Linked DNA regions of Homo sapiens: region 2 is linked to region 1. The links are chromatin loops, found by intact Hi-C in ENCODE. Cell type or tissue: CD4-positive, alpha-beta T cell. All regions are shown on one strand. Each heading gives the region's core, and the rest is flanking DNA. Links, peaks and the distances in the headings are about the cores only.

What was found. Hi-C counts contacts between places; a loop is a spot of excess contacts. Peaks named below come from ENCODE experiments on the same cell type or tissue, not always from the same donor. Only the 100,000 strongest peaks of a DNase experiment are listed, where the experiment ranks them.
Region 2: it touches region 1 in a loop (3-fold over the local background); 78 of 110 quality-filtered maps call a loop at or near these places.

What each region holds. Positions count from the first base shown.
Region 1 is chr3:141,309,191-141,314,570 of GRCh38, forward strand. LOC124909441 (a long non-coding RNA gene) reads left to right here. Exons shown (of 4, transcript XR_007096119.1): 3 at 2,447-2,566. Among named protein-coding and RNA genes, the nearest start is that of ZBTB38, 57 kb to the right of the region's middle. RefSeq lists an enhancer at 2,450-2,639. In CD4-positive, alpha-beta T cell, for the core only: a CTCF peak has its summit at 2,762 (motif pointing right); DNase peaks (open chromatin) are centred at 2,671 and 3,211; H3K4me3 peaks cover 1,764 bases; H3K27ac peaks cover 1,190 bases.
Region 2 is chr3:141,559,433-141,564,812 of GRCh38, forward strand. It overlaps RASA2 (RAS p21 protein activator 2), which reads left to right. Exons shown (of 24, transcript NM_006506.5): 9 at 462-563. Among named protein-coding and RNA genes, the nearest start is that of RASA2-IT1, 37 kb to the left of the region's middle. In CD4-positive, alpha-beta T cell, for the core only: CTCF peaks have their summits at 2,205 and 2,408; a DNase peak (open chromatin) is centred at 2,199.

The sequences.
Region 1 (5,380 bases), core at 264-5,263:
GGCGTGATCTCCGCTCACTGCAAGCTCTGCCCCCCGGGTTCATGCCATTCTCCTGCCTCGGCCTCCTAAGTAGCTGGGACTACAGGCGCCCGCCACCATATATATATATATATATATATATATACATATAGTATTTTTAGTAGAGACGGGGTTTCACTGTGTTAGCCAGGCTTGTCTCAATCTCCTGACCTCGTGATCTGCCCGCCTCGGCCTCCCAAAGTGCTGGGATTACAGGCATGAGCCACCACACCTGGCCACCTACTGGATTTCTTACTGATGTACTAACTGTAGGTAACTAAACATCTGACAAGCTTAAACTGACTACATAACTGACTCTTTAACCAGCTGAATGACTGACTGCCCAGTGGAGGACCAACAATAACTGATGTCTGGCTCCATAACTAAGGGTTACAGATGGATGGGAGAAGAGGCTGCCCCTTCCTCACACTCCAACTCCTATGGGGATTGAGACCCTATTCTTCTCCCCCTCTTGAGCCACTTGAAGACTGCAGAAAGGGTGTTATGGTCAGAATATTGGTGATCTCCCCAAATTCATATATTGGAACCTAATACCCAATGTGATAGTATTAAGAGATGGGACCTTTGGGGAAGTGATTAATTCATGAAGGCTCTGCCTCAGGAATGGGCTTAGTGGCCTTATAAAAGGAGTTGGAATTGAAGGGAGCTAACTTGGCCCTTTGGCCCTTCCACCATGTGAGGACACAGCTACAAGGCACCATCTTTTTTTTTTTTTTTGAGACAGTCTCGCTCTGTCGCCCAGGCTGGAGTGCAGTGGCTTGATCTCGGCTCACTATAAGCTCTGCCTCCCGGGTTCATGCCATTCTTCTGCCTCAGCCTCCCAAGTAGCTGGGACCACAGGCACCTGCCACCATGCCCGGCCAATTTTTTTTTTTATTTTTAGTAGAGACAGGGTTTCACCGTGCTAGCCAGGATGGTCTCGATCTCCTGACCTCGTGATCCGTCTGCCTTGGCCTCCCAAAGTGCTGGGATTACAGGCGTGAGCCACCGCGCCCAGCCCCAAGCATCATCTTTGAAGCAGAGAGTAAGCCTTCACCAGTCCAGTCCTTGATCTTGGACTTCCTTGCCTCCAAAACTGTAAACAATATATTTCTGTTACTTATAAATTACCTAGTCTAAGGTATTTTGTTAGAGCAGCCTGAATGAGCTAAGACAGAGGGCAATCAGGAAACTGATGTTCTGATCTTCTGGTGAGGTTCTTAACCAGGGCCCGACATATGGGTTTCAATTTTGCTTTCAAAACAGTGTGGATGTAAAGATGTGTGTTTATCCAGGAAGAGGGTTCACAACTTTCTTTGGATTCTCAACAGAATTCAGCACACACGAAATATTATGTTCAGAGCTACTGCTCTGGGAATAAGAACCTCAGCAAACACATTTCAGATAAGCAAAGCCCTTGTCTGAATTCAAGCCCATTTCTATCTCCCTCCCATCAAGCCAGAGTGGCAGAAGATGACTAGGAAGAGTCAGAGGACCTTAGAGGAGGTGGATGTAGCCAAGAGAAAGGATAAAGGCTGAGCTGTTTGAAGTTTCCAGAGAGGACTGAGGAAGTCAACCTGGGTCCTTCTTGTGTGGAGGTCACACTTCGCCCAAGATAGCAGAGGCCGTTTAAACTGAGATGGATATATTTACCCTTTGTTTGATGCCAGGAGTATGTGATCATGAATTGTTATGTGGCTGTGTGTACTACATACCGGTGTGTTCACAAGGGTAGGTATAACTGAGCTGTGTGCATAAGTGAACGAGTGGCCTTTGGGTTTAGTGTGAGCATCTGAATGGTTTGGTGAAGGGATGTGCACGTGCATCTTTAACCATTTACCCATCAAGCCTCTCATTAAGTTAAGACAGGTTACGGAAAAGAATTCCACTAGGTGAGAGTATCTGCAGACAGGCCTACAGCCCACACCAGAAAACTGGGAATCCTCAACTCGCCCCACTCCCTGATCCCTCATCATCCACTGAATCCATGCTGCCACTCCCACCATCAGCCCCCATCAACTCTCCCTGGGCTGCTGCTCAGCCTTCAATGGCCTCCCCCAAAACCCTTCTGAATGAACTGCAGCAATAGTGATGACGGTAAAATGACTTTTGGGTCACAGCGCGTCTCCCCTGAAGCGAACAACGGCTTTCCATTGTCGGAGGATACTGCCCATCTCCTCAGTCTGACTCGAGGGCTCTTTCAAGGTCGACTCTGGGGTAGTGAGGTCCCCGGCTTTGGGCGCGTCTCCCCTCAGTCGGCTCGTATCCCACACCCCTTCCCCCTTGGATGCCTCGTTCTCTGGGGCCCTTTGGCGCTGCCCCTGCGTCCCCATCATGGAAACTACCACCTGCTGCCTAACTGCCAGACGCAAAAGTGCCCAAGCCTGTCTCTCACGTTCCACCCCATAAACCTTCCCCACCCGACCAGAAGCCAGAGAGACCACAGGTCGAAGCAGGACCACGCAAGGACGCGCACGCCTCTTTCCCACGCCGCAGAGCGATAGAACCCGCAACAGGAAAACGGAAAGGCCGTGCGCCGGAAGAACAGGTAGGGACTACGACTCCCAGAAGCCTCTTGACAAGGACTACATTTCCCAGAAAGCTCCGCGCGGTTCCCACCCCGGAACTGCCTCTGCTTTCGAAAGCGGAAGGCGGGCCAACCGGGCAGGGAACAGGGTTTCTGAAGGGATAGACCGGTGGGCGGTGTCGCCGGGTGTCTACCTCCAGGGGTCGTTCGTGAGCCAGAGAAACCCGGACTTAGGAAGGAAGGGGCCTGGCCACAGCCCTTCCGCTGTTGGCTGTGCATTGCCCTTATTCCCAGCTCATTCTCTGTCGTTGAGTCGAGCAAGGAGGGTCAGACAGAACCAGGTCCACCACGTTTGTGTCTTTCCGCCAGGTGAGACTTTTACTGATGCTATTCCAGTCATAAAAGCCAGGAGCTACATGGAGTTCCCAAGGAGGCAATTCCCCTAACACTACCCGCTCACTCGCTCACTCCGTAGTCAGAGCCATAGGCACACAGGCTTCAGCCACTACACCAAGTCAGTATTGCAAAGCATACAAAATAGTCTACTTAGTCAACATGTTAAATGTTGTAGATTAAATATTCCACATCAAGCAGGGTAACATTTAACATCAAGAGCAAAGGAGATAGATAGGAAAAGGGGTTAACAAACTAGTCCCAGGAGAGACAAGGTGTCCTGGCCTCAATGTCTTGCAAGGAAGAGTCTTTGATGTGGGCAAAGCCTTAGGCAGCAGATGCCGGGTGTTTATCATGGGCGACAGCAAGATAGGGTCTGTTAAGACGGCCATTTAGAGCTAGAGAAGTCCTGCTCTTTTTATGGCCACGGGGGTCTTCTGGTGACGACTGATAGTGAAGGAGTGTGCCTGTTTATGCCCGTATTTGGTTGGATACACTCTTTTTTGGTTAGGCGAACATCGGGACTCTGTTGGCATGATGCCTTTTGAAACGTAAAGTGGAGTCTTTTGCTAAGATGGAGTTACTTATGTCAAGGGTGTTCTATACACTCCCTCTGCCTGCTCTGGCTTTGCCTGTGGCCAGTACTTGCTCTCTGCCCACCTCTTGGTGTCTCTAGGGGGTAGAGGCTGGTGGCTAGATGGTCTGTCCCTCGCCCTTATCTCCAGTCCTGCATTGCTTATCTGCCGCTTGGAGGCGGTGACCATCTTGACTCTAAGAGCCAAACCCACAGAGCCCTACATGTGAGTTCCACAGCTCTTCTACTTCTGGCTGTGGCTGTCGGAGGAGGGGCTTCAGGCGGTGGAGACAGGCGTGGACAGTAGCTGGGGGGTGGCGGGGAGATCTGTGGCTCCTGATCTGCCACCTCTGTTCCCAAGAAGATAATTTTCCTGTGGCCTGGGCTCATCCAGCTTATCTTCTCAAATGCCTGAGTTCTGTAGGTGGCCGGCCTTCTTCCTCACTTCCTCCACTCCCAGCCTTATCCCTCAGACCCTAGCAATGGGCCCCATGGCATATTTTCACCTTTCCCCTTTAGAGCCACTTAGAGGACCTGTCGAGAAATAGACGTAACTGGATGAACTAAAACAAGGATGAGGCAGAAACAACTTTCCATAAGACATGTCCACCAGTGTGCCATGTCAGTTTACCGTAACCATGGCTACACCCGGGAGTTCCCGCCTCTTTCCATGGCAATGACCCGATGACGCAGAAGTTACTCCCCTTTTCCTAGAAAATTCTGCATAAACCAACACTTAATCTGCATGCAATTAAAAATAGGTATAAATATGACCATAGAACTGCCCTGAGCAGCTACTCTCTGCCTATGGGGTAGTCCTGCTCTGCAGGATCAGTCATGGAGCTGTAACACTGCCACTTCAATCAAGCTGTTTTCGGCTACCCTGCCACCAGCTAGCCCTTGAATTCTTTACTGGGCAAAGCCAAGGAAAAAGCCACATTTTGTGGCTCTCCTGTCCTGCATCACAACCGCTCCTAGGGAGCTACAACCACTGGTAACTGAGTGTCTTCTGACAGACAGTTTCATGAAGTACAGGCTTCCCAGAGGTGCCTGTCCCTTCTCCCATGTTGCTCCATGTTACCACATTTCCTACCTGGGTAGACCTTTGGAGATCCCTGAGATCCTTTTAGGGAATCTGCAAGGTCAAAACTGTTTTCACAATAATACTAAGTTTTATTTGCATTTTTCACTGTAGTGACATTTACGTTTAAAATCATAGGTAAAACTGCTGGAACCTTGGTGTGATTCAAGGCAGTGGCACCAAACTATATTGGCAGTTACTGTATTTTTCACCAGTATACTTGTAGGGGAAGGGGATGGGAAAGCCAGTTCCACTTAATGTCCTTAATGAAGCTGTAAAGAGTATTCATTTTACTCCATTTTGAGCCTTGATTACATGACGTTTAAATATTTTGTGTGACAAATGGGAAGTGCGCATAAAGCAAGTCTGCTGCACACCAAGGTATTATGTCCTGAGGAAAAGCAGTTCTGTGCTTGAGTTCGTAGCTGAACTAGACCTTTTTTTCTGGAAAACACCTCTTTTATTTTCATTGTATTTTTGCAAACTTTTATTTATTTATTTATTTTACTTTAAGTTCCAGGATACATGTACAGAATGTGCAGGTTTGTTACATAGGTATACATGTGCCATGGTGGTTTGCTGCACCTATCAACCTGTCATCTAGGTTTTAAGCCCCGCATACATTAGGTATTTGTCCTAATGCTCTCCCTCCCCTTGTCCCCACCGCCGACAGGCTCCAGTGTGTGTTGTTCCCTTCCTTGTGTCCATGTGTTTTCATCGTTCAACTCCCACTTATGAATGAGAACATGCAGTGTTTGGTTTTCTGTTCCTGTGTTAGTTTGCTGAG
Region 2 (5,380 bases), core at 236-5,235, 250 kb after region 1:
AAAAATCTTATAAATGCATGTGTAGGTGTGATGTTAACAGTGTGTTCATCTAGATGGTATATTAATCATGTGTTTGGAGTGATCAGGTAATGTATTTTTCTAATTTTTCTATATATATATTAATTGGTGGTAATCTAGAGAGAAACTGTAGTCTTATTGTAGTTTCTTTCTGTAGTCCTTATTGCTATAGGTTAAAATAAAGCCTCGACTTTCAAACTAAGACAGTTTAAGTGCCTTCTTTCAGACTATTTAAAATTACTTTCTGTGCTTTTTAAATAAAAGCTGCTGTAGTATTTTGCTTCTCTAGTCTGGATAGTGAGGTATGTATATGGTGTTGCTAACATCTTTTAAGCATGTAAAATTAATGCTGTAATACAGATCAAAGTAATTTGAAGCTGTTTTGTGGTGTGAACTCTCTTAAACATTGTTTGCAAAACATAAAGCCAGTTTTCAATTTTCAGGATCGACTTGTGGAACAATGGAAACCTAGTCCAAGATGTTTTCCTAGGTGAGATTAAGGTTCCTGTGAACGTATTAAGAACTGATTCCTCTCATCAAGCCTGGTAAGGGCCCAGCATTTTAGTGAACTCCATAGTTTAATTCTCTTTAGTACAGTATATATATGCAAATAAATGCTTACTCTGAACATATTTTAAATTTGCCATGTAATAAGCTAAACGTCATTAATATTGATATGTTCATTAATTCATTGTTGCAGAAGTAAATTGTAAGTTTTATGACTTGACCTGTGGTACTGAGATAAAAGAACTGAATCATCTAGGAATATTTTTCTGTTCAGAAGTGAAGACGACTCTTAAGGAGAAAAATGGGAAACATTTAAAACATTACATAAGAGTTGTTCATGTAAGAAAACGCTTGGTCACAAATCAGTGTCTGCATTTCAGAAGTTTTATTAGTGGTCATAGGAACTGTGGGTATTTGAAAGCAAAGGATTTTATTTAGGGGACTCAGTTGTTTATGGGAACTAACCACTGTTCTTCCTTCACCACACCCCATTGAAATGTACTGTAGATGGCCCTAATGTTACTTTTTGAATGTCTAAGGTCTTATGTTGTTGAGCTGGCACTTTTTAGGGCTCTTGGTTTTCAATAATGACTATAATATTATTTTAGTTTTCAGTGACTCTAATAATAACATTACACTGATGTTAAATTCAAATTAATGTTCAGACATTACATTGAGCTAGTTTCCTTAGCAGAATCAATGTGAAACTATTGTTTTTTTTCTGTCTATAGCACTTAAAAGCGTGTGTATCCTTTCAGTATGTTGCCCAGCATCTCTCTTGCTAGATTTTGGTTTCAACTGGGTATAAATGAACATGCCTTTCTCATTTGCCTTTTAAGGAGCACTTTTTGGATCTCAGTTTCTGCTGCCTCAAAGAGGAGTGTTTAGGTGTTTCTTATGGATATCAGTTTCATCTGTTCCTAAAAGAGCCTGCCTCTTCTGATTGGCCATCAGACATCTTCATTTTAGAGTCTTGTCCTAGAGCAGTTATCACTTGTAGACTGATATGGAGACTCTCAAAATTTTTACTTTATTTTTGCCTCTCTATAGTCCAAGGCAGATCTAAGATTTATTGGTCTTTATGTTGGCATTTTGTGTATTATAGTTTGTAAAATGCATCCACAGAGGGGGAAAAAAATCAAATGTAGTCACTATGAAAAATTGATGAAGATTTGGGACCTGTCATCCTCCCACTACACCATGTCTTCCACCTTCCATCAAATAGCATACATTTTAAAATGAAAATTTCTGAGCTCAGTTTGTCAAGTTTTTAAAATTATGTGCCAGACCACTCAGTACAGAAGAGAAAAACACGTTGTAGTGCCTCCGGGTCCCTCAAAATGAACTTGAAATGTGCCACATAATCTGTTTTTTAAGTAAGACTGTCTCCAGAGATGCCTTCCAAATTTGGCAAAACTTTGTGCAGCTTCCTTGGCAGTATGTAAGAACATTAACAAACTAATTTTATTTTTATAGATGTTTTTGGCCCATGATATTTTAAAGTAACCTGCCAGAAATATAAGTGCTGAAATTTATATAGCATGAAATAGGAACATCTGGTAATTCATATATAATTCCACAGTTGTAAGGAAACATAAAAATGTGAATGCCATTTCTTTTAAGTTGGAAATAAAACTCTTAACCTCCTCCATCAATTGTAGAGCCATAGCATCCCCTTGTGGGGTTGTTAGTAACTGCATGAAAACTCAAGAAAAGATTTATTTACCCTCAGGATTTCAGGCAAATTCTTTCTAATGTTGATGTTAAGAGAGTAATCATCAGTAATTTAATTCTGTTGTTTGAAAAGTCTCAAAATAGATTAATTTTTAAATTTGAAAGTAAGATTCAAATAATAGATAAAATGAATTACTGGGTTTTTCTTTTCAACAGAAGCACTTTATACATGATTTTAGACTAGATGAATATTTGATATGATTTAGCTTTCCAGTTTGTTAATTTTGACACCTTTTGTCCTCAAACTTTTTTTTGTGGGGGGGCGGTCTTACTTTTTTTGAGACAAAGCCTCACTCTGTTGTCCAAGCTGGAGTGCAGTGGCATGATCTCGGCTCACTGCAACCTCCACCTCCCGGGTTCAAGTGATTCTCCTGCCTCAGCCTCCCAAGTAGCTGGGACTTCAGGCACACACCACCATGCCGAGCTAATTTTTGTATTTTTAGTAGAGACGGGGTTTTAACTATGTTGGCCAGGCTGGTCTTGAACTCCTGACCTCGTGATCCGCCCACTTCGGCCTCCCAAAGTGCTGGGATTGTGAGCCATTGCGCCCAGCCTTTGGTCTCACATTTTTAACGTATCTGTTTAATATTTGAATTTAGAAAATATAACAAGTCTCCTGTCTTCAGTTAAAAAAAAAAAAAAAAGAAATAGGCCTGGCACGGTGGCTCAAGCCTGTAATCCCAGCACTTTGGGAGCGCAAGGCAGGCGGATCATGAGGTCAGGAGATCGAGACATCCTGGCTAACAATGGTGAAACCCCATCTCTACTAAAAATACAAAAAATTAGCTGGGCTTGGTAGTGGGCAACTGTAGTGCCAGCTACTCAGGAGCTGGCGCAGGAGAAATTGCGTGCACCTGGGAGCGGGAGCTTACAGTAAGCTGAGATCCACCACTGCACTCCAGCCTGGGAGACAGAGCGAGACTCCGTCTCAAAAAAAGAAAACAAAAAACAACAACAACACACAAAAAAAAACCAGAAATAACGTTAAACTTTTTTTTTTTATACGGAGTCTCGCTCTGTCTCCAGGCTGGAGTGCAGTAGCGCCATCTTGGCCCACTGCAATCTCCACCTCCCGAGTTTAAGCCATTCTCCTGCCTCAGCCTCCTGAGTAGCTGGGATGACAGGCATCCGCCACCACACCCAGCTAATTTTTGTATTTTTAGTAGAGATGGGGTTTCACCATGTTCACCAGGCTGGTCTTGATCTCCTGACCTCTTGATCCCCCCGCCTCGGCCTCCCAAAGTGCTGGGATTACAGGCGTGAGCCACCGCACCTGGCCCACGTTCAGTTATTAATAGAACTGCTTCTTTATTCTCTCATTTACATAGCATTATGTACAAATAATTGCACTTTGGGTTTGTCTACCTCAATTTTAATTACACAGACCCTATGGTTAGAATTGTTTAAATGCTGATTTTTTTCTGTTAAGGGACTGTCAAAACTGCTTACTCTTGAGAGCATAAGGATTGCTTTTATGCCTGTGAATGAAAAGTACATGTTTAGAGCAACTGAATGCTACTTTCAGTTAAAAATTTCTCTTTATTCCCTGTTTCTTTTTCTTTCAAACGGAAATATTTCATTCAAAAACTGACATATATATATATGAGTTTTTTGTTTTGTTTTCACTTAGAAATGCCAGATAGTCCTGAACTATTTAACAAATCTTGAGCCTTTTCTCTTTAGCTCTAATTCATACAGAATTATTTAATTCACAAGGATCCTTCAGGCAGTTTATTAAATTGAGCTTTTGTAATAATATTTTAAAATAATCACATTTATATAGTTATACAAATGACTATTGATAGTTATTCATATATTTAAGTGGTAATAGTTATACATCACATATATAAATGTTATATGTGTAACATTTACATAGTGATTACTGTGTGCCAGGAACTATTCTAAGTACTTTACTTATAATAACTTTTTTAGGGCTGTTGTAGGGTTTTAATGTGTTAAGACACTATTAATACTCCTTATTTGACAAATGAGGAAAAAGCACAGAGAAATTTAGCAACTTGTCTAAGGTCACACAGCTGGGATTTGAACCAAACTGTTTGACCCCAAAGTTTGTGCTTTTAACCAGTGTACTGTAAGTTTGAACTCTGGCATATTTCTGAATATATTTAAAACTCAAAAACATTCTTTTAAGCCATTAGCAAAGATTTGAGTGTCCCTTGCTTATAAAATATTATATAAAAGAGAATCAGAGAGTTCCCTACTCATTTAAAAAATGATCTTTTCAAGGGATGGGTAAAACAACAACATGTTGTGAAGTCTTTTTTTTTTTTTTTCAAGTAGACATAGATGAGATATTTTGTCTATGGGGATTTCTTATCCTGCAAAGAAAATCCAAGGAAACAAGTTTAGAAAGTATGGCAGGAGTGAACCCTTCTGGAGTTCTTAAGCATCCAAAAACAATGTATGCATAAAAATGAGTAATTGGTATAGCACTACCCTAATTCCTCTACATAGAACAATGCTATGTTAAGACTGTAGGCCTGGTAATTTTCAGTTATATGAGAGTAAAGAGGGATGTCATACCCCTCCCTCAGTTATTTGGAGCTAAAGGAAATAAAGTTGCGCTCTGAGCAAAATTTCTGTAGTAAAAACCAAAACAGAGTTTGTTTTGACTGTAGAGTTCAGAGACACTGTTTAAGATGGATAGGGATGGTCCCAGAGAGGCAGAACCAGTTGTAACTGAGTAAGCAGTAATACAAGTAATGTTAATCTACTGTGCATGGAAAACATTAGTTCAATAGGAGGAAAAGATTCATCTAGAGTAATAAAAAAGGATTCCAAAGAGGTAGGCATGGTACTGCCTATTCAAGCACAATTGAGGGGGTAGGGGATTCTGGTCCAGAAGAATTACTGTTTCCTTGGCAAGACTGTTGTCTTAGCTGAGAGATTCTTAAGGCTGCATAAAACTCCTTGTCATGCCTCTGTACTCACCACAACGCCTTTTGATAATTTGCCTTTCCAAATAGCCTACCAACAGGTAAAAAAATACAGTGAAAGATATAGATGAAAACCCTATGGTAAATGGTGATAATTGTTGTAACCAAGTGACAAGCACATGGGGGTGGTGGTAAGAAAGGGTGTTCATTATTACTATTATCAC